7 separate regions of the Mus musculus genome follow, and all the other regions are linked to region 1. The links are chromatin loops, found by intact Hi-C in ENCODE. Cell type or tissue: left cerebral cortex. All regions are shown on one strand. Region 1 overlaps Ptprg (protein tyrosine phosphatase, receptor type, G). Region 2 overlaps Ptprg (protein tyrosine phosphatase, receptor type, G). Region 3 has its middle 120 kb from the start of Mir5124b. Region 4 overlaps Ptprg (protein tyrosine phosphatase, receptor type, G). Region 5 overlaps Ptprg (protein tyrosine phosphatase, receptor type, G). Region 6 overlaps Ptprg (protein tyrosine phosphatase, receptor type, G). Region 7 holds the start of Ptprg (protein tyrosine phosphatase, receptor type, G).

The links. Peaks named below come from ENCODE experiments on the same cell type or tissue, not always from the same donor. Only the 100,000 strongest peaks of a DNase experiment are listed, where the experiment ranks them.
Region 2: it touches region 1 in a loop (3-fold over the local background); 10 of 42 quality-filtered maps call a loop at or near these places.
Region 3: a loop joins it to region 1, with 5 times the contacts of the local background. A loop is called at or near these places in 3 of 42 quality-filtered maps.
Region 4: it touches region 1 in a loop (6-fold over the local background); 10 of 42 quality-filtered maps call a loop at or near these places.
Region 5: a loop joins it to region 1, with 2.9 times the contacts of the local background. A loop is called at or near these places in 3 of 42 quality-filtered maps.
Region 6: it touches region 1 in a loop (2.4-fold over the local background); 2 of 42 quality-filtered maps call a loop at or near these places.
Region 7: a loop joins it to region 1, with 6 times the contacts of the local background. A loop is called at or near these places in 23 of 42 quality-filtered maps.

What each region holds. Positions count from the first base shown.
Region 1 is chr14:12,138,189-12,142,188 of GRCm38, forward strand. All of the region lies in intron 8 of Ptprg (protein tyrosine phosphatase, receptor type, G), which reads left to right. Among named protein-coding and RNA genes, the nearest start is that of 3830406C13Rik, 140 kb to the right of the region's middle. In left cerebral cortex, a CTCF peak has its summit at 1,923 (motif pointing left); DNase peaks (open chromatin) are centred at 1,669, 1,846 and 2,448; H3K4me3 peaks cover 253 bases; H3K27ac peaks cover 1,526 bases.
Region 2 is chr14:11,817,215-11,821,214 of GRCm38, forward strand. All of the region lies in intron 2 of Ptprg (protein tyrosine phosphatase, receptor type, G), which reads left to right. Among named protein-coding and RNA genes, the nearest start is that of Gm52128, 250 kb to the left of the region's middle. In left cerebral cortex, a CTCF peak has its summit at 2,314 (motif pointing left); no DNase peak of the experiment used is centred here.
Region 3 is chr14:11,158,229-11,162,228 of GRCm38, forward strand. It overlaps a transcript of Fhit not described here. Among named protein-coding and RNA genes, the nearest start is that of Mir5124b, 120 kb to the right of the region's middle. In left cerebral cortex, no CTCF peak of the experiment used is centred here; DNase peaks (open chromatin) are centred at 1,788, 2,696 and 3,900; H3K4me3 peaks cover 1,590 bases; H3K27ac peaks cover 1,103 bases.
Region 4 is chr14:11,809,933-11,813,932 of GRCm38, forward strand. The region is part of intron 2 of Ptprg (protein tyrosine phosphatase, receptor type, G); the gene reads left to right. Among named protein-coding and RNA genes, the nearest start is that of Gm52128, 240 kb to the left of the region's middle. In left cerebral cortex, no CTCF peak of the experiment used is centred here; a DNase peak (open chromatin) is centred at 1,571; H3K27ac peaks cover 2,148 bases.
Region 5 is chr14:11,641,009-11,645,008 of GRCm38, forward strand. All of the region lies in intron 1 of Ptprg (protein tyrosine phosphatase, receptor type, G), which reads left to right. Among named protein-coding and RNA genes, the nearest start is that of Gm52128, 70 kb to the left of the region's middle. In left cerebral cortex, a CTCF peak has its summit at 2,074; DNase peaks (open chromatin) are centred at 201 and 3,026.
Region 6 is chr14:11,913,140-11,917,139 of GRCm38, forward strand. The region is part of intron 2 of Ptprg (protein tyrosine phosphatase, receptor type, G); the gene reads left to right. Among named protein-coding and RNA genes, the nearest start is that of Gm52128, 340 kb to the left of the region's middle. In left cerebral cortex, a CTCF peak has its summit at 2,028; a DNase peak (open chromatin) is centred at 2,899.
Region 7 is chr14:11,551,666-11,555,665 of GRCm38, forward strand. Ptprg (protein tyrosine phosphatase, receptor type, G) reads left to right here and starts at 1,888. Exons shown (of 30, transcript NM_008981.3): 1 at 1,888-2,667. The coding sequence starts at 2,583. In left cerebral cortex, a CTCF peak has its summit at 2,417; DNase peaks (open chromatin) are centred at 589, 1,089, 1,825, 2,475 and 3 more places; H3K4me3 peaks cover 3,660 bases; H3K27ac peaks cover 3,165 bases.

The DNA.
Region 1 (4,000 bases):
GCATCAGTGTGTAAGTTCTGGGCACACTCACTCTCACAAGCATCAGTGTGTAAGTTCTGGGCACACTCACTCTCACAAGCATCAGTGTGTAAGTTCTGGGCACACTCACTCTCACAAGCATCAGTGTGTAAGTTCTGGGCACACTCACTCTCACAAGCATCAGTGTGTAAGTTCTGGGCACACTCACTCTCACAAGCATCAGTGTGTAAGTTCTGGGCACACTCACTCTCATAAGCATCAGTGTGTAAGTTCTGGGCACACTCACTCTCACAAGCATCAGTGTGTAAGTTCTGGGCACACTCACTCTCAAAAGCATCAGTGTGTAAGTTCTGGGCACACCTACTCTCACAAGCATCAGTGTGTAAGTTCTGGGCACACCCACTCTCACAAGCATCAGTGTGTAAGTTCTGGGCACACTCACTCTCACAAGCATCAGTGTGTAAGTTCTGGGCACACTCACTCTCACAAGCATCAGTGTGTAATTTCTGGGCACACCCACTCTCACAAGCATCAGTGTGTAAGTTCTGGGCACACCCACTCTCACAAGCATCAGTGTGTAAGTTCTGGGCACACCCACTCTCACAAGCATCAGTGTGTAAGTTCTGGGCACACCCACTCTCACAAGCATCAGTGTGTAACTTCTGGGCACACCCACTCTCACAAGCATCAGTGTGTAAGTTCTGGGCACACTCAGTCTCACAAGCATCAGTGTGTAAGTTCTGGGCACACTCACTCTCACAAGCTCATTGCCTCTGCGGCTCTGTGCTTTGAAGGCAAGAGAGACCACGTGACTCTCAAAGTCAAAAATATTTCCTTTGTGCACTTTTTATTTCTATAAATGCCAGAGGCTTTTCTGGTACAGAATCCTGCAAAGGCCTCTTCCACATTACCCCAGTGTTCAGAAGCCCACTGTCTGGGAAGATGAGAGACAAGCTGGGGATAGATCAGGAAGAGACTTCTTTCCTATTGTACTTCTCAACTAGGACGCATGTGAGGAGGCCTTCTTGGTACCTCTGGCCTGGTCCAGGGAATCTGAGGCAAGTATGGGCCTTAGTTACAGTCTCCTTCCCCAGCAGGTGGTCCTATCCCCAGAGGCTTTAACTCTGCACTTGCCATTCAAAGTGATGGCGCTATTTATTATAGGCACGGCCTCCTGACTCCATCATTAACTTACCTACAGACCTTATGCCTCCATTGTTCTTGTTGGTTTGTTTGGGGTTTTGATTTATTGGTTTCTGAGTCAGGGTCTCACCATGTCACTTAGCCTGGGCTCAGATTTAAGAACCTCCTGCCTCAGCCTGAGAGCATCTGTGATTTTTGGCATTGAACCACCACATCCAGCCTGTTTTTATTTTATTTTTTTTCTATATCAAATTGTATGTAATCCTATTTCACATATATAGGAAGAGGTAGATCATATGTCAATATTGGATCCTGAAATGTTTGCAGCCGCTGTCTATGATCACAGCGACATTTCGGGTGAAATCGTTTTAACTTTCTTCTTGCTTTTTTGTACTATATGAATCATCTTACTCTGCATAGAAGAGCCCAGCCATTTTCATTTCAAAAAATAAATAAGGATGGTGCATCTGCATGTGGGTGCTAAGATTATTTATGTGGTTGTGATGTAACTGCTGGAGGAATGTGTCCCTCAGGGCCACCGCTGATTGCGGCAGGAGAGGGAATGGTTTCAGGAAACACAAGGAAAGAAAGAACGTGGTGGGAGGTGAGAGCTGAGGACGGTAGGTCATCATCGCAGAGTATAGCACGTTGCCGATATATGAAGCTGCCCCACTGCCAGTGTTAAAAAGGATGCGATCGCCTGTGGATCTCTGCTCACTTTTCCATCCCTCCCTCGGTGCTGTCTGGAGAAGCCTAGCAAATTGGACTATTTAAAAATAGTACATTGTCGCCCCCTAGTGTTTCTTCTGTTATGTCACATTTGGCCATTCCAGAGTTCTTCATAGTCTTTGAAGGCAAATATGTGGCAGCTTGATGCCCACCCCTTGCATTGGGGCGCTCTGAAAGGCAAGGAGCATGCCTCACCAGTCCCCACATCTTCCTGTTGAAGCCACAGAAAGCACATTTCTCCAACAGACGCAAAGGAGCCTCTTGCCAGGCAGGGCCGCTCTCCCTCACAGCTGCAGCCTGAGTGCTTCTCTGCAGGAGTGTGGCCAGAGACTCTTAGAAACTGCCTTAGGTTTGGTAGTCTGGGTCTGGAAAAGAGGTGTGTGTCTCTTGGGGGCTTCTGGAAGGTTCTGTGCTGTTCCCAAGAATGGCTGCGGTGTGAGCTCACCTCTCACTTAGCTCCTTACCTGACAGAGCCAGCAGGTGTTCTATTACCCCCCACCACTCGTAAGTCCCTCCCCCTGCCCTGCCCGACATCTCAGTTTTGCATTGTTTGTTCTAGAACTTGCCATCTTCCTAGTCCGAGTCCTTGGCTTAGTGTGCAGACAGTGCTGCGGACACCTGGACAAGCCTCCTCCTCCTCCACCTTGGGGGCACAGGAGTCTGTCAGACAAGCTCATCCAAACACTCCGGGCTTACTTTTGTATTGGTTTCCAGAGGCTTCAGGAAGAAAGGCCAGAATTTTAACCTGGCCTCTAGGCTTCCCAGTCCTGGCTTACCCATCTTCCTGCTTTGGTCCCATCACGGTCCTGTACAGACCCTGGAATACTGCTCCTGTGTCCCTTCTTCTGCCTCCACTTCTTCCCCAACCTCTACCCATGTAGACTTGGCTCAGCTCTCAATTGAAAGAGCCTTCCACAAGGGAGTCAGCCCCCAATAGAGTCGGATTCTTCTCTGAAGTGCTCCTGCAGGATGTGACGTCCTCCCTCCTGACGTCTATCCAGGCCTTGCGCTCAGTATCAGCTTAACATGGGTGGTTCCTTCCAAAATCTGCATTTCTCCTTGGAGACTGAGGGACATGGGCTCTGTGGAGACATTTGTTTGTGTCTAGAGACAGGTTTGGCTGTCTTAGGAAGATAGGAGAGTGGCACACTTGATCATCCAGACTGTACATAGCAAACATTTGCCATACCCACCACCCTACAGGCTGATCCGGAGCCTTCAGTACCACGGGGAGTTGGCCCTGGACAGCTGTGGCTCTGCTGTGTCTCCTTAAGCTCCTGAGCTGCAGGGATGGGCAGACAGATTAGCCTGACTGTCCCTTACTACCCAGGGTACCACCAGTTCAGAGGAAGCCATCCTTTCTCTGGGTGCCTCTGCTTTAGCATTATTGGAAGACGCATTGCATTTATGCTTTGATCTGCCTGCAATAAAATTTCATCTGCAAATTTAGCTAGTTGTCTGGTCCTCCAGTCAAAGAGTCTGTCTTGAGGAAAAGTCAGAGGAGAAAGCTTCATCAGCACAGGGTCAGGTGAGGAGGGCAACAGCCATAAGTTGTCTTGAAAACAAGGGGGCAAATTTGAATATGGATATTGTACGAGAATCCTATTGAGTCACTGTGTGTTTTCTTAGGTAGGGTAATGGTAGTGAGGCTAGATGAGGGAATGTTCTTGTTCTGAAAAGTTGCAGGTATGAGTATTTAGGGCTGAAGTACAGAGTGTCTACTAAGCTAAAACGTAGGGAGCAGGGCAGGGCTAAGCATGGTGGCACATGACTTCAACCCTGAGGCTTAGGGCATTAAGGCAGTAGTACCATAACCTTAGAGCAAGCCTGGGCTATATAGCAAAACTATGTCTCAGAAAATAAAGAGAGAGCTGGGAAGATGGCTCAGTAAGCAATCACAAGAATCTGTGTTTGATCTTCAGAAATGTGTGTGTATGTATGTGTGTGTGTATATATAAATATATATGTATGTATATGTATATACGTATATGTATATGTATGCGCGCCAGGTGTAAAATGAAACCCCAGAGGGAGCATGTGACCTCAGCACCAAGTAGGCGACCTGTCCTTGGGAAGTTCCAGGCCAGTGGCTTCCTCCTGAGAAATGACACTCTACATTACCATCCTCTTCCACACTGTGGCACTTGTG
Region 2 (4,000 bases), 320 kb before region 1:
ATTAGTAGTAATAGATTTTGGAACTCCATGTGAATGCAGACTTTTGGGTCTATCATGCTTTCTGCGGGGATATAATGTACAGTCGAGCAGACATTTTTCCAGTACAGCAGATCTGTACTTGTAGCTTGCCTGCTCTCTTCTTCACTTAGCATAGCTCGTGTTCCCAGTTTGATTGTGTACTATACCTCCTATCCCGAGAATTGCTGCCACGGAAGCCCTCTGGACTATTTGAATACTCCCTTCCTGGATATCTGGAGATGGGGAATAGAGACACACAGTTTGAGCTGGGGACCAGAGGCTGGTGGGTGTGGGGTGGGGTGGGGTGGGGTGGTGTGGGGTGGTGTGGGGGTGGTGTGGAGTGGGTGTGGGGTGGGATGGGGTGGGGTGGGGTGGGGTGGGGTTGTGCCGAGGAGGCAGATTGTTATCGCTAATGCATTGGGGCGGATCAGTGCCTCTGTGTCTTTCTGTGCACATACTTCTCTCTCCACCCCTAGAATCCATCCCTGTTGCTATTCTTCCTTCATCATGCCTCTTTCACTGTGTCATGTAGCCCCATCCCTAAGACCTAATATTAACTCATTATAAAATACACCTAACAGAAAATTTACCTTTCAAACTACATATTTCAAAATCTTAGAAATATAGTTTAGTTCTTCTGACCATCTAGGCTCCATCCCTTCTGTCAGCTGGTATGGAAACCTGATACCCACTGAGCCCTTGTTCTCAGTTCACCATGTCTCTCAGACTTTTTTCCCTCAACAGGGTTTTGTTTTGTTTTGTTGTTGTTGTTGTTGTTGTTTTTTGCTAGATAGCCTAAGCTAGCCTCAAACTTGTTGCAGTCCTCCTGTCTCTCATTACTGAGTGCTGGGATTATGGTGTGTCCAGCCACTCTTGATAGGTTAAGATAGAGAACTTACTAGCTAGGTATTTTTAAAAAAAATAGATGGTAAGAATTTTTTTTTTTTTTTGAGCCTATACTGTGAGAACAATCTGACAGGAACCCTGGCAGGGCACCTCCCATTTTCCGCTTGCTAGCAGCCTCCTTCCTAAGGTCCAGCCCTGGGACAGAACATGAGGTCTCTCCATCTTTTGCCTGAGTAAGGATGCACTCAAGGTCTTTAGTTCATTTCCTGACTGTTTCTCACTGTGGGATTAAAGGCTGCCCTCCGCTGTTATGTTATCAATATGTACCCAGGTTCTTATAGAGAGCTCTAATCATTCGCTCATAGCTCTGTAAAGGATCTGCAGTGTTGAGAGCCTATAAATTACTCAATCGTGGCTGCTCTTGGTTGCCCATTGACCATTTAGCAATTAATCTAGAGAAATTCCCATGGTGGTAACTGAACAGGTAGAATTAATCCCCTTTGTATGTGAGGGCAATGAGCCACACAGAGTAAATCATTTATTGTAAGTCACAGAAACAGCCTTCTTTTGTCGCACTGTCACTCAAACTGACATCTTCCAAGTTAGTTCCATGTGAATCCAATTCCAGCATGTTTTTCTCTGTGTGTTGTTCCTATGTTTTCGCAGATAAACACCCCTCCTGGATTTTTGGCTATTTTTTCCCCTGATAAGTTCCCATCTGACTCCCCCGATTCTTGCGTGTGCCTAATCGTTTTTCTTTACTCTGTTGACTTACTCTCAGGTATTTAGTATTTGATACTTCCACACTTGAGGCATATAAACTGTGTTATGGGCTGGAGATATGTGTGGCCCCGGGGAGGTAGAGAGTTTGCCATCCTTGCAGAGGATCCAAGTTTCGTCCCAGCACCCAGGTTGGGTGGCTCACAAGAGCCTATCCAGTTTTAGTTTAGAGCAATGGCTCTCAATCTTCTTAACGCTGCGACCCTTTAATCCAGTTCCTCAGGTTGTGCTGATCTCCAACCATACAATTATTTTTGTTGCTACTTCACAACTGTAATTTTGCTATTGTTGTGAATCATAATGTAAATATTTGATATGCAGAATGCTCTTAGTCCGCCCCTGTGGAAGGGTCATTCTACTCCCAAACAGATTTCGACCCACAGGTTGAGAAGCCCTGCTTTAGAGGATCTGATACTTTGACCTCTGTGGGCACTTCTAATTTTGTTCATAAAACACCCCAGATAAACACACACAAATACATAGTTAAAAATTAAAAAACAACACTATTACTTCAGAAATGTCAGATTATACGTTCTTCTTTAGAACATAGAATCTTTAAGATTCGAAGGTCCTTTTAAGATCTGTCAGTGGGTATTTGAATCAAGCATAGGCAGAGAGTGTGAGTGGTGAACTTGAGTTCATACAGCCCTCCAGTGGCCAAGATATGACTGCTGAATCCATGTGCCATTCTGGATGTCAGGTATATAATATCTCCTTTGGCAAACCTCATCCATTGATGGTGGCTGTCTGGAGGATTATGAGATAGTAGTTCTGATTAATAACATCAGCCAAATATACACCAGACACCCACATTGTAAGGCAATGTAAAAGTTGTCCTTTCTATAGAGCACTGAGAAAACAATTGACATGTCCATGTCCACGTGCCTTAGTCCCTTGATTATATGTCCTTTTGCCTATAAGTACTGTGTTGGTTACATGCTTATGTGGTGGCTTATGTGCTCAGGGTGACCTTAGTCCCAGCATACAATGTGATAGTGATGGTTCTTGGATGTAGGTAGAATATTATTTCAGAATTTTAAGAGTCAACCTGCAGACCTCACACAAGGTCAAGCAAAGGCTCATGTTAGTCTGAGGTCGGTCGTTATTTGCTTTAATTTTAACTGTTGAAATACTGATATACTTCTATTGTTTGATCCCGGCTCACTGTTTTCCTTTTGGATATTGGGCTTTTGAAATTGGGATTCATTTTATTTTCGAATCAAACTTAGTTTTCTTGAACTCTGGGATAAATGTCATAAGTCTGGCTGAACTAGGCTATCAACCAGGACAATGAACATCAGAGCTAGAAAAATCTGTTACGGGAGAACTGACCTGTAGTCTCTATCCAGCGGGCGCATCTCCCTCTTCCAGTCTGTAGTTCCAACATCAGCCACCGAAAATTTCCATACGATATATCCAACCCCCACCTCCCCCGCAGGCAAACTCCTCCCTGCCTGAGCGTTACCCATTCAGATGGGTCCCTGTTTTCAGTAGATTAGAATGGCCGCATTACTAGCTTCTTTTTTGTGGCCCATTTGTGTTCTGGGTGCTGAAAAGCAGCAGGAGACCATGAGGGGAGCTATGGATGCTCTTGCTGTTGGGAGGGCAGCTTTTTTTCCACTGTAGAACGGGGCAGGAAAACCACAAATGCAGAAGCCCATATTACAATAAGTGGCACCCCTCTACTGGTAGCCCAGTTCAAAATGCAGACAGCAAAGGGTTTTGTGGCTGGGTGTTTCTGTTCATTTTAAAGTATATCATTATCAATTCCTTTCTGTCTTATTTCTACTCAATGGATTGACTGTTCCACGGTGCTTGTAAAGCCAATTTCATTCTTTAAAAGAAGACAATTTTGGCATTCAGTTTACAAAGCAAGCATGTGACCAACATAGTGGTTATGATGGAAATATCATACAATCAAGGGATTAAGGCAAGCGAACTTAGACATGTGAATTATTTTTCAGTGCTCTATAAAGAAGATAGTTTTTATGCGACTTTAGATTGTAGGTACTTGGGGTCTATTTGTTTGAACAGGCAAATGGGCGTTCATTCCCTGCTGGTACTGTAATTATGAAGCACACTAGAGTAACATGTGACTGCTCTAGAAAATGGGTCAGAAGATGCCCATTTTAGGGTAGGGCGGGATTGAAATCTTAGCAGCTCTCAGCCCCTTTTCCTAGTAATGACTCTCCAACTTTTAATTCTGATGCTTTCGTGTATGTTTAGGGAAAGACTGTAAATTAACATTTAAGGTTTATAAACACAGTGCTTATATCTAGCATGCTAGAATAGATCATTACAAATACTTTTACCAAACTCTATACTCAGCAATTTAGCAGTAAACGTTGTCTTCCTT
Region 3 (4,000 bases), 980 kb before region 1:
ACCTCCTGGTCAATCACTTCATTGCTCTCTATGCCTGGTACATAGTTGAGGCCCTAGAGAAGCCAGGAGCAACCTGTATGGCTGTGTTCAATGTTTAGGACTGACCTCCACTTCTTTACCTCCTGACCCTACCTCCTCCCTTTGGCTGGGACCTCCATTTGTTTTTCCTTCCCTATCTGTCACTGAGTAATAAAAACGGATACCTTTATCACTACTATCAACCTTAGAAATAAGTCACTGGCTATCGCCCCTAAATCATTCATGAGCTGGGGGACAATTGCCTGAACTTAACCTGAGGATCTTGGGCCAGGTTCTCTTCCATTCTACAGGTAAACAAAAAGCGTCACTGACATAAGCCAGCTGCTTTCCAGTCTACATGGAGCCATGGGTCAGAGACTTCTCAGTCTTTACCATATCCCTGATCATAAGAATGTGTCACTAGGCTGACAAGATGTGTTTTTAAGAGTGACAAAACTTTTAAATATTATGGCCCACCTTTCTTACTCTAAGAGGACAAATTTTAAAAAATCATTTTATTTTCACATACCAAGTTTACGTAACAATGACAAAATAAGGCATATCATTTATCTATCTGCTACAGACTATTGTGAGCTGACAGAAGCCTCAAACTGCTGGGATTTGAATCCCAGGATGCCACATGACTGATATGTATTACCTTTATCTGGGTTGTTGTTTCATCTGAGAAGTCAAAGACATAGGCACATCCATATATATGGCTCTTGGAAGATAACCTCAGAGACCGGAATTTCTCTCTGCCATGTTCTTGTTGAAGTAACATAACCTTGCATCTTACATTTCAAAGCTGCATTTCCACATTAAAAGAGTGAAGTGAGTTTGAAGGACAAGCTATGGGAGCAGAGCTCTGGGGTGCTAATGAATGCAAGTCCATGAATGTGCTCTCAGGGAGCACTGGAGGTCACAGAGGTCGATGGGGAGAACGTCATGCATAGTGATTTGTTCTGAATGTTTAGCCAATAATTTACAAAGTTTGGCCAACAATTTAGAAAGCTGTTATGCCATTACCTAATTATCCAGAAATCGTCTCTCACACGGGGAAAGGTGAGCGGTGTTTGCTTACATATCTGTGAATATATAACTGAAGGTCTCCGTGTCTTTTCAAACCAAAGGTTTGTGTAACACACATGTCACGTGTACATTTCCAATACCTTATATCAAAGTGTTAGATTGTGCTATCTGTGAATGTAAAAACAGCATCCAAACCTCATTTTCTCATCTCTGGAGGAACAAAAAAAAAAAAAAAAAAAAAAAAAGGATTGGGAACCAAAACACAACTAATGCCAAAAATAGAAGTGGAACATATTGACGCTGAACATACAAATTAAGATAAGAACACAAAAGCAAAAGCATCCGTAGCGCATGCCACCAGATATTTACAGGAATGACGTGGGGTAAGGACACGCACTGCCCTGAGGTAACAAGCAACTCGAGGAAGCCTCGGGAAACCCACTTCCCTTTGACCCAAAGGCATGAGAGAAAGACTGCTGGCTGGCTTGATTCTAAAATGAAACAGAGAGGATCCCTAAGACCTGCCAGCTCTGGCACACTGCGCACTTCTCATGTAATGACCCTCACACCTGAAGAGACGAGCACAGAACGATGCTCAGGAGAACATTTGCTGAATTAATGGAATAGGAAAACTTTTCTAACTAAAAAAGAGACTTTACAACAACTGGCCCTCGTGTGTGGTCTATAAAGAACAAATCTTGGGAACGGGGGAGGATAACATTACCTAAATGGCAACCCATCTGCCGTTCCTGGTAGCGTATTGCTATTGGAAGTAAGATGCTGGAGAGTCGTTTCCTTTCTGATATAAACCAACGGTATGACCTCAGACAAACTAGTCTGCCTTACAGGGACCAGTTTCCTCATCGCTGAAATTAAGGTGCATTCAAGCTATATGTAGCTAACATTTTTGAAACCTTTACTCCCAGTAATTCTTCCGAGAGATCTTTGAACTGGACTTAAGTAATCTCAAAAGGTTTTGTAGCATTAGCATTTAGTGCCTAATTACAGAAGCACCACTGTGCAACTGAAAGGTTTTGTACTCTATAGTTCTGTGACGTAGGGTCCTTTTCTAGAAAAAAAGCTCTCAAACAGAAGGCGCTACAATTCCATTACTTCTGTTACCCAGGGGGCTTAACTTGAAAAGTTACTTAACTTTCTTAACTTTCGTCCCCTAATCAGTTCGATGAATAGAAAAAATGATTATCTCTACCATATTGCTTTAAAAAAGATTAAATTATAACTGAATCTAATATGCTAAAATAGCCCAATTTTAATACGGCTGTGAAACCTTGGACAGCCTTCTTTTCAAGGTTTTTTGGTAGGGTAGGGAACTACAGAGTGATTTGGAGACCATGTGAACATGCTTTAGCAGAAAAAAAAAATCATATACAATACTTTGAGTACCATTTGCAATCAGGAGAGAGAGAGGGAGAGGGGGAGGGAGAAGGAGATTGGGGAAATCTTTACTAAACATTTTCTCTTACTCCTTGCATAATTAAGCATGTGGACAAAGAAGGCAGCCAAGAAGGCAGGGCATGTGGGAGTCGTAGTTCTAAGGGAAAGGGCTACCTCCCGGGGGACACTTGTAGTGAGACTTCAGTTCCCAGAAGACATCTCGTCCGGCCAAATGGCACATTGGTATCTGAAGTACCTGGCAGGATGGGTGCAATTAAGCAGGACTACAAGTCCCAGAACCCTCCGCAGCCAAGGGCTTGAGCCATAAAATGGAGCCTGAAAAAGGAGCTTTCAGGTACAATCAGCTTAAGCACGGATGCTCTTAGGGCTGCCCTTGGCAGAACAAGCCTAGCCCTGATTAGTGTTTCTCTAAAACAACCGCTGGGTATTTTCAGCATATTTCGGAGACCGATAATAAACAGTTTTCAACCGACAAACTTTCGGAAGCCTGGCTTCAGTGCTGATTACATTTGCAAACAGCTTCTCTGGTCCACTAGAGCAGGGAACATTAGGCTGGTTTTTATCCACATGAGGACCGCTGGGCTGGCCGTCCAAGGTCGTATGACAGAGGCAAAGGTGGCCGAAGTTCCAGCAACCTGGCTCCTTCCTTCTACAATCTGTTTCAGCTTTCAATTCCTGAGTGTAAAACTAAAATTAAAAACCACAAAGGCAGAGGGTCCAACCAGTGACGAGTTCTCGAGCCACAGTGAATTGATGTGGGTTTGTTTTTCTTTATTGTATGTTTTAAACTTATCAAAATGCAAAGTCTTTCCCAAAATATTGTTCTCCGTGAACCCTGTTCTGCAGCTGCCCTAGAACCTGTTCAAACCTTTTGGGGCACTTAAGCTAGGTGTCTGTTTAACACAGACCTGTTTGGGCTTCCTGACACTTGTCTATGGAACGGAAGAACTATTCAAAAGTAGCCACAATGACACCTCGTGGACCTGCTATCGCGACCCGGTGCCTCAGTTTACCCCAGGGGAGGGTTGAGGCTAGGACATGTGCTCGAGAGCTGGGGCGCCTGAGTCCATCCCGAGACGTCTCATCAGGTGAGCGAGTTCTCCTGTCAGATGGCCACTATCAGGCAAGCGGTGCTGGCCTGTCCCCGCCCCGCGGGCCGCAGGGATACTGACCAGACGCGCACAGAAACCCAGCCCGCGCCCCACATTCTGTTCCACTTGGGCTTGGCTCCCGCGCCCCTACCTTCCAAGATCTTGGTGGCTGGAATGAAAGGCAAGAGGGCGGGAGCACGGGACAGGAGTGCCGCCTGAGCGTGTCCCCACTGGGGTGGACCTGGGAGCTGACGGGAAAAAAAAAAAAAAAAATCCCACAGCAGGCCCAAACGGGACGAACTACAATCCCCACAGCAACCTGCGGTAAGGGGCGGGAGCCAAGGTGGCTTCTCATCTGAAAACAGGCGCAAGAGCCAATACGCGAAGAGCACTAGACTACGCTGTACCAATCGGGAACCAAATGTCAGTATCAACACTTCTTAGAG
Region 4 (4,000 bases), 330 kb before region 1:
TGTCCTCAGAATGATTCATGACAAAGGGCTGACAGGGAAAAAAGTCTTCTAGGTACAGAGTAGAGTCAGAAACTATCTCCTTCCTTCACAGGGACTGTATTTGGCCACAGGTGGCCATTGTAACCCCCGCTGGAGCTGCAATCCTGTCTTCTGCTGTCAGTCTCGTGAGGTTCTATACCATGACATAGGTGCAGGGAAAGTTAGTTGCTCTCCTGAACTCCTGATGATTCTTTGGTCTTGACCTCAGATTTCTGTGTTGGCAAATTTCACCTTCAGTGAGTCAGAACTTGTTACCGTTTCAAGTTAAAAGTCGAGTTACACCTTAGAATATACAATGTGCTTTTTATGGTTTCTCGTGGAAAATACATTGTATCCTTCCATGACTGGAATGTTATTTCAGACTAAAACTTTTGGTAAAGATGAAGTCATTCCTATACTGAACGTGGACTATAAAGACCTCATCTCCCCTAAAATAGTTGCAGTATACAATGTTCTTGCTTGTTTCTGAGTCAGTTTAATGTCTAAGAAATAATGTGCATATATGTATATATTTTTATACACATTTCTTTAGGATACTCTATGTGTTAGGTACCCTGAAATACAGTGAGTTCATTTTTAATCTTTGCTATTAACTGAAGTCCCTGGGAGAGGAGAGGAAGCCCCAGCTGTATTAAAATTCATGTAAAGATCACTGGATAGACAGTTGTAATTGTTGAGAGTTAGAACACTTAAGATTCAAATTCTACCTTTAGGGCCCTGAGTGGCTACTCCTGACCCCACTGGCTTATAACTCTTGTGCGAAACCTTTGTAGCTGCACTCACAGATCCCCAGGTCCTATGGGTCCTAAAGCTAAGAATGTCATCATATTGTGTCCTTCCCACATTTTCATAGTCTGCTGTGCCCTGCCTACCTGATGCCCTACCAGAGTACTTGACGAAGTACCTCTCTCATGGCTTCCTTTTGTTCCTTTACTATAAGAACTTCAGTGAACTTGTTAAAACATGTTATGGGGTGTGACCTGCTTGGCTCTGTTTTTGGACCACAGGCACTCACATTCTACTCCAGAAGAAACTCTTACTGCCCTTTTGAAATAAGAGGTGTTTTCCATTGACAGTACAACCAATTTTACAAAGACACAGACGATGCAGTCATTCACATCTTATAGGTAACAAAACACAATTGGTCTCCTGACAGGCAGGTCCTTTAGCGTGAGAATCGAAGGAAACCTGCCTGATTCCACTGCGGGCCCCTGCCTTACTTACGAGTGAAACAATGGTTCAACTAGCATTGTGCAGGTTCTGGCTCAGGGAACATGCTGGATGTTCTGCAGTCAGAACAGGCCATTTCCTCTCTTAGTGGGAAACTCTTCAAGTGTTCCTCTCAAAACAGAACGCCCAGGATTATTTTTGCAGACTTCTGTGGAGTCATTTTTGGACAACACCCTGGAACAGGAAACCACAGTTGCTCCTAAATTTGCACAAGATGGAAATAGATAACATTCTTGAGCAACCACAGCCACACTTTGTGCCTTCAGGTTCATGGAGTGGCAGATGGCTTGTGTAATGATTTTCATACCTGAACAATTCACAGGATCCTCTGGTGTGGGGGATTTCATAAATTCAGAGGGCTTGTTTTAGGAACTGGAAGTGCAGGGAAAGTGTGGAGAGTGGAGGAGAGAGATGTTCTATGAGTCAGGCTTTGGGGAGGTGTTCTTGGGAGATGGATTGCAAGCAAAACCGTCGAGCAGTGCAGATGATGCAAGCTGTGTGCAGTGGTCCCCAAGGCTGAGTTCCGCCTGTGACATTGCAGAGCATGTGATACACTTAATATAAGAGAGGATGTTGCAAAGCAACTAAGTAACATCACAAAGTAGCTGCTTTCTGACATGTTCCTTTACCGGGGTGAGAATCCAAAACTGATCATGGGAGAGATCCTAGGCACACATGCCTTTCCCCGGCAAGGATGCAAGACTTGGATTCCTAACTTGTTCACCCCGGACGCTATCCCTGAATGATTTTAAGTCTATTTCTGCTGATTTATCAAAGCTGAGTTGGTTAAAGCAAACTTGGATTTTCACTGATACTTTGATTTTCATGATTAATCAGCTAAATTTTGCTTATGTATATAGCATATGCAGGTTTGCTATATTTTTATGTATGTGCGAGTGTGCATGTGTGGAAGCCAGAGATTGAGTTCAAATGTTTTCCTTCATTCTTCTCCACCTTACTATTTGGGGTTTCAGAGTCTCTCGTCTGGCCAGTGAGCTCCAGAGACCCGCCTGTCTCCGCTTCTCCAGTCTCCTGTTCTGAGAAGCATCAGTGGATCAGGTTTTTCATCCGGATGCTAGGGATGCCAAGCGAGGTCCCCATGCTCATACTCCAGACTCTTCGCCCACTGGCCTTTATCCCTGGCCCCATGATTGATTCTTAATTATTATAAATTACAATACTTCCCACTGGCCTTATTCCCTACCTGTTAGCCAGTCGCAGGCCCCTAACTGAAAGCAGGAGCCCCCTTTATCTCCACGTGTCTGGCAGCCCCTTCGTCCAGTCAGCATTTTGGGCACATGCATTGTGAGACACTGTAGAAGGTGTTCTTGCTCACACGCCATCTACATTTGTTGGTAAGCATGTTCTGTGTTTGAAACCTCTTGGGCCTGTTGAAGCTCTGTCTGTTCTCGGTGGTTTGTCTCTTTGCTGAGAACAGCCTAGACCTTTGTTAGCTGTGATGCTTTGCCTAAACTTTGCCTCCATGGCTGTGTATGCTACTGCTCATGGAAGACACATTTAAGCCTGACAGGAAGGAAAGCTCCACCTTAGGGAAATCTTAGGGATCAATTTTTGCAAAGCACGTCTTTGAAACCTGATCCACTGAGAGGCAGGACTCAGTTTTGTGCCCCCATGTCATGCCATCTGCAGACAGGTTTCTCTTTCTTTTCTTTTCTTTTCTTTTCTTTTCTTTTCTTTTCTTTCCTTTCCTTTCCTTTCCTTTCCTTTCCTTTCCTTTCCTTTCCTTGGGGAGGGGGGGTCGAGACAGGGTTTCTCTGTATAGCCCTAGCTGTCCTGGAACTCACTCTGTAGACCAGGCTGGCCTCAAACTCAGAAATCTGCCTGCCTCTGCCTCCCAAGTGCTGGGATTAAAGGTGTGCGCCACCACCACCCAGCTGCAGACAGGTTTCTTAAGAGTCTGGGTACCCATCAGTTACTTGACAGGTTAGTTCTCAGTGTGTTCCAGAACCTGCCATCATTTTCTGCTCACCTGTGGCAGGATGTCACCTGGGGATTGACCACCTCTCCCATGGTACTGAGACAGAGTTCACAAACATCACACTGTCAGCCAGCTGGACCATGCTAAGAAGATGGTCTAGGTTGGTGAGAAGAGAGGAAGGAAGCTGGCCGGCCTCTTGGAAAGTTGAGGACTCCAGCTCGGATGGCATTTACACAGCTTTTTTGTCTTTAAAAGTTTCTAGAGGGCTGGAAGAGATGGCTATGGGATTAAGAGTTCATACTGCTGTTCAACAAGCCCTGAGTTTGATTCCCAGCACCCATGCAGTCAGCTAATAACTGCCAATAACGCCAGCTCCAGGGGACCTGGCTTCTCCGGCCCTCACAGGTACCTGCCTTCAAGGACTCCTTTCCTACCCACCCATCCCCCAACCACATACATTCATAATTAAAAGATAAAGTAAATTCCCATTTTTTTCACTTCTGTGGGCTGAGGGTAATGAATAGTTCTTTAAAAAAAAACAAACCAAAGCTTCTATTTGGAAAAACATGAAGGCAAAATATCTAACTGCTTTTAGCAAAGAGGTAGGGATACAAAATACCCAGCAAATACCAGAAAATACGCAGCATCCACTGCTCATGTAATAAACTGGCTGGCAGGGCAACCTGAAATATCCAGCATGCACAGCCCATGTTATTAATTGCCTGGCAGAGGCAAAGGTTGTTTGATCAATACGAACTTGTTCATGTTTCTAGATCTTATATTTTTTTACTT
Region 5 (4,000 bases), 500 kb before region 1:
GGAAGTTCCTAAAACTGATCAGGTCCAACAGGCTCCTTCCTGCCAGAATAAGCAGTGAAAGCTGCAAAGAAGATTCTCAGAGAGCCAAGCTGCAAAGACTACACGTGCGATCAGACCAGGTGCCTGGAAGGAACAGGAAGCAGCAGAGCTAGTGAGGTTTAGAACAGTAGAGTCACTTGGGAAGACTCCAACCTGCTCAGCTGCCTTGGCGCTGTGTAGTGTGCTTCAGCTGTCACCCATGCTGGGCTGGGCTTTGGTGATGCAACTGCCTCTGAGTCATTTCTGCTCCTGTAAGTCCTCACCCACATTCCTGTAAGTAACCCCAATAAAACTCACTCTTTTGTATCCACACTTTGGTCTGTCATGGGTTCTCTGTCTGGGGTGGGTAGACATGTGTGTTCTCTCTCGTCACACAACAGCACTATATTCAGCAGTCTCTCCATATTGTTCTTCCTGTGGGGCAGGTGGCCCCCAGTTGAGAGGAGCTCCAGAAGGATCCATCTCTCATTTGCTCCTGAGTGTAGGGAGGGCTGCAGGGGCTATGGAATCCCCCACCCCCAAAGTGTTGTGTAGGGGAAGTTTCCAACATGAACACTGGATATTGTGGGGGGTGGGGTGGAAAATATGTTGGCTAGTAGCCAGCATATTCATTATCGAGCAGTTTATTAGAAGATGAAGGCCTTGGAATCTGTTGGGCATTGCTTCCAGAAAGTACTTATTGAATTGTTTACATATAACTGATAAACCTCCTCCTGTATATTGTAGTTTACCACATCAGTCTAGAGAAATAGTTACTCTGTATTGTTTAATAAATAGTGACAAGGGGAAACGTCTCCATATTCGGTACAGGCACAGTTTTCTGATTTTACTAAGTTATTTTCCATCTGTGGCTGGGTGGATCTGAGGGAGTGAAATTTATGAGTAGGGAAGGCTAACTGTGCATAGAGATGGTCAAGGTAGCTTTGAAAAAGCACTGACCAAAAAAGACGCATGTTGTAAGATCACTCACAGTATAGAGGTGTGCCTGACCTGACAATTTATTGTATACGCTTGTAACATATATGCGGATTAAATTGATCTGTATATACGAGGACCAGACATTCTGTATCACATCCACCATGCTTACCCTGCATTTTAAATTCATGTTGAGACTGTTCTATTCTTTTAGAAAGGTTTATTTTTATTATTATTCCTTCTTTTCCTCTTATCTTGCTCCTGTCTTCTCTTTCCCTCCCATTCCTTCTCCCTCTTTCCTCCCCAAATCCCTTTCTTCCCATTGAGACAGGGTCTCTGTGCACACTGCAGGGTCTTTAACACTGGTTGTCCTGGAACTCACTATGTGGACCACTCCAACCTCAAAATTCCAGAGATCCACAACACCCAGCTATCTATGTATGTATGTATGTATGTATGTATGTATGTATGTATTTATTTATTTATTTATTTATTTATTAATTGTGTATTTGTCTATGTGCACGTGAATGTAGGTGTTCTTGGAGGCCCAAGGAGTTGGGCCTTCCTGAAGATGGTTCTGAGCTGCCTAACTTGAATGTTGGGAACTCAGTTTGGGTCCTTTGGGAGAAGTTTGTATGCTTAAACCTGAGAACAGTTTGTATTCTTAAACTCGGAGCTATCTCTTCGGGTGCCTCCCTCCTCCAATATATATTTTAATTATGCATTTATTGTGTGTAAACTTGTAAGAGTCGGTTCTTTCCATCATGTGGATCTCAGGATTCAAATTTAGGTTGCAGACTTAGCACTAAGTGTTTTTTGCAGGTAAGCCATCTTGCCAACCCATAGTTCCCCATTTCTTTCAGGCTTCTTTTCTGCTAGTGCCCTGCCCACTTCCTCATCATTTCTCACAGTTGTACAGGCAATCTTCGGTGAATGGATCAACATCTATTTTCCCATCAGTTTGTGGATGGACATTTACTGTTTCTAGACTTTATAAACAGTGCCTTGATTTACAGCATATCATTTTCAGGTACCCAGGCAGGAAGAGACAGGCTTGAAGCCCCATGGTTCTAGCTATGTATTTAGAGCTGTCTTTGTTTGGTTGAGCTCCATTCCAGCCTGCTGTTTGCTCCTTTATACTGCCCTCTTGCTGTCTAACTCTTCCTTGCTCACCTGGGAAAACTCTTCTGGGGTAAAAGCCAACTCATGTTGGCATGAGTGATTACAGTTAACCTTGGCTCAGAATGCTTTCAGTTTCAGTGAAAGCAGCAGGAGCCAGAGTCTGCTACAATCAGTGTATCAGTGCCTGGTTACTCTGAAGAAGAACTGAGAAGGAACAAGTGTGGCAGTGCGCAAGAGAAGCTGTTCAGTGGAGTGTACTGGGTGGTGCCTCTCTTGTTCTGTTGGCCTTGGATGTCCCCATGGAAGCCCAGTGCAGAACATGGGAAGTGGACATCATGCTACACATTCGGGGATACTGTTTAAGACTTTTTATTGTATTTGTGGAGTGCCAGATGCTTGACATATGTCTTCAAGGTTTTTGTTTTGTTTTGTTGTTTTGTTTTGTTTTTTTAAAGCTCTGACTGTCCTGGAGCTTGTTGTGTAGTCCAGGCTAGCCTTGAACTCGCAGAGCTCTTCCTGCCTCTGCTCCATAAGTGCTGGGATAAAAGGCGTGAGGCACCATGCCTGACGCTTAAGAAATAAAGGTAGAATTCTTGTCAGCTTTTGCTTGGTGTGTTTGTTGCTGTGTTTTTAGGTGGATAGGTCTTTATACTATTCTACTTTGGCTTCTTGTCTGCGACTATGGTTTTATGGGTTCAGCTTTCTGCTGGTGACAATGGATAAGCAATTGATTGGGTTTGGGAGGGAAGGGTCCTGGGCAGCTGCAGGAATTAGTGCTGGATCTCAGATTGCTGTGCCATGACTCTGCATGGCAGGGCCTTGGTGCTGGCTCTCGCGTTCTCCTGGTTTGAAGCTGACTATTACCTCCCAGCAGTCCAGAAGCCGGGCTTCTCATTTACTCATTCACCTGTTTGTCATTTTCTCTACTCTGTGTCATCTGGTCCTAGAATAGTGCCTAGAATACCACTGGTGTTTGAACAGATGGAATAGATGAATATTATAGTAGAAATTTCTTGCACAAGAAGGGTGGCCAGCTGCCTTCCTGAGGAAGTCCTTAATTCCACTGTGTATATACCCTCTAGTGGCTGCACATTTTGGCCATGTAACTGTGATGTTAAATGTCATTTTTAAGTTTTTCTTTTGAGTTTGTGTTTCCCTGAGTGTTTCTAATCTGAAACAAATGGCAACTTGATGGGCCATAGCTTTGATCTCAGGTTAGCAAGTAGTGTTAAAAATTGTCTACATTCCCAATTCACATGCGAGTAGTGAAATCTAGAACCACTGTGAATATAGTGTCTAGACAAATGTAAGATGAATAGCTCTAAGGATAAAAGGGACGCACCATCTGAGGCTCTGGTGGCCACTCTGCGGGGCCAGTGGTTTTCATTTTGGTGATAATAGTTTACAGATTCTAGTCCATGGATTTCTTCTCCAGGGGTATCCACCTTTCTAACAGTGCATTTACCCGATTGTGTTTTCTGACTTGGTTAGGACTCAGAATCTTTAGTACTATTGAATGCCAGGTTTAGTTTTTTAATTGGACCTGGGTCCCCCCTGGGTCATTTCCAGCATCCCTGAGCACTGACCTGGCTTCTGCTTTCTTTCCCCCATTTCCTCATCTCATAACTTTACTGTTTTAATGTGTCATCTACTACATAAAAATTTTTATTGACTTAGGACATGTAGACCAGGCTAGACTTGAACTCAGCCTCTCAAGTGCTGAGGTCAGAAGTAGTGCACCAGCTAATGGTGTCCCTTTCTTTCCTTGGGATCAGTTGTGCCTTGTTTCCCCCTTGGTCTGTTCCTTAACTTCTATTGCTCAAGTTTCCTTTAGCGATTAAAACTGAAATAATAAGCATCATGGCACTTCTTTCCAACTGACCCTGTGGTGCAGTGGTGGCTGCCTTTGCCCTCCTGGTTATGA
Region 6 (4,000 bases), 230 kb before region 1:
AACTCAAACAGGTCAGGAAGCAGGAGCTGATGCAGAGGCCATGGAGGGATGTTCTTTACTGGCTTGCTTCCCCTGGCTTGCTCAGCCTGCTCTCTTATAGAACCCAAGACTACCAGCCCAGAGATGGTCCCACCCACAAGGGGCCTTTCCCCCTTGATCACTAATTGAGAAAATGCCTTACAGTTGGATCTCATGGAGGCATTTCCTCAACTGAAGCTCCTTTCTCTGTGGTAACTCCAGCTGTGTCAAGTTGACACAAAACTAGCCAGTACACTTACCGACTGGTGAACCACACAAGCTTTTGTCTCCCCTCATGTCATCTCAGGGTCAAAGTCCCCAGATACCTTTGCCTTCTGGTACATCTGTGTTAAATGAGGATTTTTTATTGCTTTTCATCATTGTTCTTGAAGTGAGTTCCCCAGACCTATTTTGTTGGGGGGGGCCTTCCCCACACCCACCCCCCCGACAATGCTTTTGTGGCTCAGGGGAGACTCTTCCCACAGGCTGACCTCCTTCTCCACTGCTCATGTGGTGGTATTTCCAGTGCTTCTCTCTGAAGCATGCATGCTCAGAGAAAATACCAAAGGTTGATGGTAGGCCCTGCTACTCTGCTAATGCCTCAGCCTGGCCACACTGCAGTTACCCTTTCATTCATACGGCCATGCTTCAGAGCCAGCTTGGGCACAGAGTAGTCCTTAGACAGAGCACTGAGCTGGAAAGCTGGAGAGGAGAGCGTTAATGAAGGGTTTGCTTATATGGTGCTTGATTTTCTATTGTGTGAGCACATGAATACCACCTGTGCTCAGCTGCCCTGGCTTAGTGTAGAGGTTTGAGTGTACATTGAGGTCCCTGGCAAACTCTCTTGGGCCAAGGTCATTGCTTAGAAACTTCTGTGCTGGGATATCAGGAAGCATAGAACTCCTGAGCGCATGTGTTTTCCCAGGTGAGAGGTGTTAGCAGAATCTGGGCAGGTGGGAGTGGTGCATCCCAGGCTCCCAGGCTGTGAGGCTCAGAAAAGCTGTAAATACTGTCTGCTCACATTGCCTTGGTGATCTGTAAAAGATAAAGTGAGAGATGAAGACAGGGTTGGCCTGTAGAGCTACCCTAGTTAATGAAGTAAGTAGTAGAGAGTGAGGAGATTCATGGCATCTGTTCAGCTCTGAAAAACCCAAGATGGGGAGGGGGGGGGCTAGATTTAAGAGAAAAGAAGGGACGAATTAAGGTGAAGATTTTTCACATTACAACACAGGTAGGATGCTTTCCTTTGTTCTTTATAAGATTCCAAACTGCATTCATTATTCTTCTTGGAGCTGAGTGATAGCATTGGCCCCTGAGAATATTTAGAGGTGAAATTATGTAAATCCAGTGGCATTAAAAAAAAGAAAGATACAGAGGTCCTAACGAAAACATCTCAGTGAGACTTGGGATGAAGAACTTAACACATCAGGTGGGAAAGAGATGTGGGAGAGAAACCAGTTTGGAAAGAGGGAATTATATACTTCTAACTTTAATTGAACAATGTATCTGGTGAGGGAGTGGGGGTGACTACCTAATAATTCTAGGGTGGAGTCAACTGATGGTAAATTGTTAAAGTCATCGAGTTGTCTCATTTGAAGATCTCACAGAATGTCCTCCATCAGCCATTAATCTAACACTAGCTCCCAGGTTGGCTCTAAGATTCGAACTGAGGTTTAAGCTGGGCATGACTGTGTGGTCTTCGAGGACCTGGGTGTAGTATATCATATCATTGAGCATTACACTGCTTCAGTCTGTGTTAAGACTTCATTTCCGAGGCTAAATGTTTATTATTTTGGCCCAGTAGAAAAATGCTAGATCTTTGAAAATGGAAATGGTTAATGGGTCCCCCCTCCGTTATGGGAAATAAATGTTAGATAAATTGAATTTTAATGCTCAAGGAATCCCAGAGGGTGATGAACACCATTAGCTAATGACAATAGGTTGGTACGTTCAAACTGTCTTTAATTGAAAAGCAGTATTTATAACCTGCAATGCCATGCTGTACCACAGGATGGTTAGGAGGAAGTTTTGAACATTCCATGACTGCGTGTGAATTGAGCATCAAGCATGGAATGGCCCAGATGTACTTGTATGGCTAAAGTCTATTTATATGGAAGACTGTTTGCCAAACAATACCAGAATCTGCCTAGAACCCTGCTTGCTCAGCTATAATGAAGTGTCATATTGCCCCACAGTTCCCCATTATTAAAAAAGTCCTTTCCTTAAATTTACTTTGGCATAGGAGTGAGCTGGGCAATTATCATACTGTGTACCCTAGGGAGCTAAAGACATATGTTATGTGTCAGTTTCACTGAAATAACAGCATCCAGAGTCATATACACATCCATGTGTATATTCAGCAAGACTTTAACAAGAGATGATTTTAATAGTGTTGAAATAAAATAAGAAACCAGTGTTCAGGAATTATTATTTTTTTCTGTCATGCCCCAAACAGGTAAAATGGTAAGATATGTTGTACTTATTAAAGAACAGAAGTCCCTAGTTAGACGTTGAATTGTCAAGTTCATTATTTCTGGTGACTGTGTCCTTATGTAAACCCAGAAAGGAAAGAGCACAGGGAGAAATTAAATGTGTTTATTGAAAGCCAGAATGTTCTATATGTGAGCTGTATTACATTTCTATTTTTTCTTCCTCCTCCAAACTGGGCTAAGAAATTAATTTTAATTTAGTGCATTAATTACTGACCTGCAGTACGTCACTTCATTGCCCACCCCACTACTATGCACATACACCCCTGCATAACCTCAAGATATACTGGTATTTATTATACAGGAAGAAAAGCATGAGACAGAGGATTAATATTCCAACTGTATGCAGAATCATTCCAGAACCTTCCATCTGAGTCATCATAATACTGTTGTCTCTCAACCACTATGATTCATGGGTCGAAAATATCTAAGAAGACTGTCTTCTAATTTCTGTTCTAAATTCCAGCCAACATGGAACTTCATAGATACAGCAGTTACTAAACTGAGAGGTTAAATGTAAGGAGACTGAAGGAAAATAAGGAAGGAAAAACTAGATAGGATTGCGCTGAGCTGGGTATTGTTTGTGTACTTTGGAGCTACCACTACTTGGGAGGAGGATGGCTTGAGCCTAGGAGTTCAAGGCCAGCCTAGGCAACATAGTGAGTGAGCATCTGCCTCTTTGGAAAACAAAAAGTTTAGGGCTTGGGGTTTGGTTTAGAGAACTATGCATAAGGTTCAGCTCTCATTGTTGATGTTGAGGGAGGATTGTACTGATGTGTTGAACTAAATGCTCTTCCTATATCTTCCTAGGGGCACATGTTAAGAGTTCTAACTACCCACAACAGAGGGGCACTTATATGTGCCTTCCTTTCTCAAGAGTCACTCTGGCTTTCTTGTCATTTCTCTTTGGACAGACAGTGACATCCAGGAGGAGCCTCTCTGACTGGGTATTTGTCTAGGATTTTCATTCTAGAATAGGGCCACAGTGTGTCTCGCACCTCTTTAATGTGCTACTCAATGAACATGGGTTCGTTTTATTATCATTTTCATCTTGAGCATTGCTTGATGTTAACAGAAAGTTGGGTTGAAGATGTGTTAATATTTCCCATGACTATTAGCTTAAAGTCTCTCCCTTATATCACTAAATCACTACAAATAAAAACTGGTACTGTGATCCCTGTTGCTGTCTATAAATATCACCTGACAAAGAGCAAAGAAAGCGGTGTATGTTTAACAGGGAACAGTTGAGAATTAATGCTGAGTTAAAATGTTGTCACACAGATTAGTCAAGGCATACCCACACAAACAGTCGGTCTCTGATGCTTTTCTCTTTACTGTGAACACTGAATAATAATTATTTTATGAAGGTAGTGCATTGTAAATATTTATAAACAGAAATGTAAAACAGTGAGACCACAGTGAATAAATTATTTTGAAATATTTTAAAAATCTCACTTTTATATGCTTTTTAGTAAAAATTATTCATGGTGATC
Region 7 (4,000 bases), 590 kb before region 1:
ACACTTAATGTCTTCTCAACCACCCCTCCATTGACTTTCCCTAGGTGAGGCAGACAGGCTGGCTTGCCCTTATTATACCCAGCACAGAGTGGATGTGCAGTTCATTTGTTGAACCAGCAAACAGAGTATAGAAAGAATTCAGGGTTGCCCAACAGGCAACACTTATGATGTCGCCGACCTCTGTGTGATTCAAGTCCTACCGACTGAGTGTTAAAATACGGAGTCACCTCGAAGGAGGCAGTCATTTGTGCTAGGGTCATTTTAACGTATCCCGCTCTGACTGGCACTGGGATATCCATCCCTCCAACCCATTTTTCAAGGGAACTGGTCATCATGAGCACTCAAGAGCGACCCTCGAGTGCAACAAAACCAGGAAGTGTCAAATTCCAAAGCAAACAGATTGGCCTCATTGCCTAGCACGGGAAGGGTGTTTGCGGGGTTTGGCTAAAGATAGATCTGGGGGCCCGTTCCAGGAACTTCCTGGCATTTACTAGTTTTGCACCCCAAACTTTTCAGAGGTTTTTCCTTTGGAATTGTGGGTGCGAGACTGCTTTCCTAAACAATGCCACAGACTCTCAGAGCATCTGTATAGTATTTGAAAACCGAAAGAACATCCGGTTGAGATGTTTGGGTGGGTGTGGGACAGTGCCGCGTTGCGATGAAACGGCAAGGGGACACTTTAAAAATATGTCCATATCCTTTTCATAGAGTGGCAGAACAACTATGAAAAAAATACAAATGGCTAATTACGTTGGCTCAATTACAAATTTGATGGAAAAAAAAAACCCAAACCAAAACCTGCCTCCCCTCTTTTAGCACCAACGTAGGAGGAAAAAATAGGTTGCTGAAAAGCCCAAGCGATAAAGATCTCTGTGAGAGCCAAGGGACAAAACTCATTACAGATAAACCTAGCCCTTGCATTTCCCCCGGATGCCTCTCCCTGTAGTTTACTTAAGCCGTGTCTCCTAGGACGGCTGCGGGAAACCAGTCCTGCCCCGGGGTGCTGCTTTCCCCTGCCCCGGGTGAGAGGCGCACTTCATTTGCCCTCTGCCTAACCAGGCCAAGTTGCAGCCACCTTCTTCCCGAATCCGGGGGTTGGGAAAACTCCGCGACAGACCTTCGTAGTTTGGGGAAAAGTCCACGACAGACCTTCGTGGTTTGGGAAAAGCCGATGTGGGCCTGGAGCTGGATTTTGCTAGCCTGGGATGGACTCCCGTCCCTTTCCCTATCTCCCAGAGGTAGATTCGAACAATGGAAGCTCGGAAAGGGGGAAGGGGAAACAACAACAACAAAAAAACCTCAATGAAACCTGAGTGCAAAGGCCGCTGGGCTTTGTCTCTTAGCCCGGGAACGCAGCAGGAGAGGGACGCTGGAGGTGCACCCCGTCAAGACACCGTCCAGGTGGTGAGGCCTTACGGAAGTCCCCTCTCCATGAAAATGTAGCTGCTGGTCCTTTCCTCTCCCCCAGATTCCAACCAGACCACCCTTTCCCCCTCCCCCAAGTTCCGGATCCATGAACGAGGTCAGGGATCTCTCCGAATCCGTACTTCGTCTTTAAGAACTCGAAAATGGAGCAAAGCCATGCCGACCCTGGATGGCAGCTGGTCTCTTCCCTGTCTTCAGGGTTACCAGCTCCCCTAAACGCACACCCATAGCCCTAGGCACGCCTGGAGAGGAGAGTAGTGCAAGTCCTTGGAAGCCGGAGCCCAGCACGGCCGCTTTAAGAGACGCGCGCCCCCGCCGGCGGCAGCTCGGGGATGCGCGTCACCGCGCGCCCGTGCTTGCGCGCCCCCGCCGCCGCGCGCCCCCAGCTCGCTCGCTCGCCCGCTCGCCGGCTTTAAAGTCTCTGCCAGGATCCATGCTCACATGTTACTTCCTGTATGGAGGCATGGCCAGTTTCCAGCCCCGCGCTCTCGGTTCCTCCCCAGCCTGCGCCGGAGCCACAACTTTCAGGAGCATGGACTGAAGGCGCCCTCGCCCCGGCGCCCCTCTGAGATCCTTTGTGTTTCCCTGCGCTCCACTGGCCGTTTGTGTTTTGGGGGGCTCTGCGCTCCGCCCCGCCGCTTCCCTCCCTTTCCAGGCTCGCAGACATGCCTCCTTCCTTGCCGGGGCCCTGGAAGGAGCTGCCCGCCTGAAGCCCGGAGCCGCCGCGCCGCGCACAGCCCCGCCGTCGCCCGCTGGTTCTCGGGCTGCGCTGCGCTGCCGACTCAACTTGGGGCTCTTCCGCTGCTAGCCACCGCCACCCGCGGTCCCTGCCTGCTCCGGGCCCCGGGCTCTGCCGCCGTGCGTCTTCTCCTCGCCCTGCCTGTCGGCTGGATCGTGTCTGAGCGGAAAGCAGCCCTTCTCCTCCGAGAGGATCGTCCCTAGCTTGGCTTTGCATTCCCGGTCACTTTTTGAGGTTTTCTCGGGAGCGCTTGGCAGCTTCCCGGATTCCAGCGGGACCGGTGGCCGAGTGTGGGGGGCCCCGTGTGGCGGGCGAGCCGTGAAAGCCTCCAGGCTTAGCGGAGCCTCGCTCGGAAGCAAGAACTTATTCAACAAGTTTACCCCCCCTGCCTTTCTCTTTTCGATGTGCGTTTTCGGACATGCGGAGGTTACTGGAACCGTGTTGGTGGATTTTGTTCCTGAAAATCACCAGTTCTGTGCTTCATTATGTGGTGTGCTTCCCGGGTGAGTGAGGGCCGCCGATGGGACGCGTCTCTGGCCGGCGCGCGGGGTATGCGGAGTTGTCGCCGGGGCGCGGAGCTTGGGCGCCAGTCTAGGGACCGCGGAGAGGGTGAAGGGGGGCCGGGCTACCGAGGAGGAAAGAGAGCTCTGCTTCATTGGCTCCGGCAGTGTTCTAGGAGGCTGATGGTCAGAGAGGGCAGAAGCAGTGGCGGGCTGGAAGGGAGGGTTGGGGACTCAGAGATGTGCTCTGACTGTGGCTTGGGAAGCTTGAAGCATCTGGAGTATGGGAGGGCGGGGGAAGGCGACTTGCTTTGCTGATCCGGAGCTGATCCGGAGGGCTATAGTTGCACGATAGGATGTCTGGGGAGATTGGCTGTGGGAAGGATGCTCTGTTGGTTTGAGTAATATGGGGTGCTCCCGTTGCTTCTGCGGGGATAGAAGGAGCTCATAATCGTGGCTCACTTTGCATCCCTCCGACCCTTTGTAGGGGGGAGGGCGGCGTTTGGGGATGGAAGGCGGAGGCTGGCTGCAGAGAAGTCAGGATGTGGGGAGCAGCCCGCGTTGTAGTCGCCGGGCCGCCTCCTTTCAGCCTTGCTCCCGGCTGAGGTGCGGGCTACGCCTCAGTGCAAGCGGGAGGCAGCTCCCTAGACGCGGGGGGCCTGGGAGCCTCGGGAGAGCAGGAAGCAGTGAGCAGGGAGTTTTTCGCTAGACCCCTGCTTCACTGGGCTCACGGTCCCTTTCTGTATCTTTCTTTTGGGTCCAAGTTCAGGGCGCGGGTCGACAGCTGGGTAGCTTCTGGCGTCCGGGCAGATTTTTTGGCTGTCTGGCGTGCCCTCCCTACTTTCATCTTTGCCCTTTTGCAGGCTGAATGTGCCTGCCAGATCCAGACCCAGACCCGCTTATTTTCTAGCCAGGTTAAAGCTGGAACAATATTGGCCACTCGACAATCCTAAATCACTGCACGTACCAGTGTGCAGCTCGCCGACCCTCCACTTCCAGCCTTCAGCCCACACCCTCCCCCCTCGGTGAGGGCAGAGGCCAGCCGCCTTCCTCTTCTCTTGCAGAGTCGGAGGGCTGCAGCTCAAGCTGCCCAGCTCCTTCCCAGTGGGTGAAGGCCACGTCCTCTTTCCTGGCTCAGGGAAAGAGGTGGGAGAGGGCGCGATTTGCTTTTCTTTCCTCGATCTCTTAAGGACAGAACACCCGGTTTTTCTGCTTTCTCATCTGCCTGTTCTGGAATATTTGGAGGCGGCGGTTATTCTAATCAAGAAATAAGAAACGTGCCACAATGTTTCGGTTTTCCTTGGTTAATAGCAGCCTGTGTTCTGGCTGCCACAGC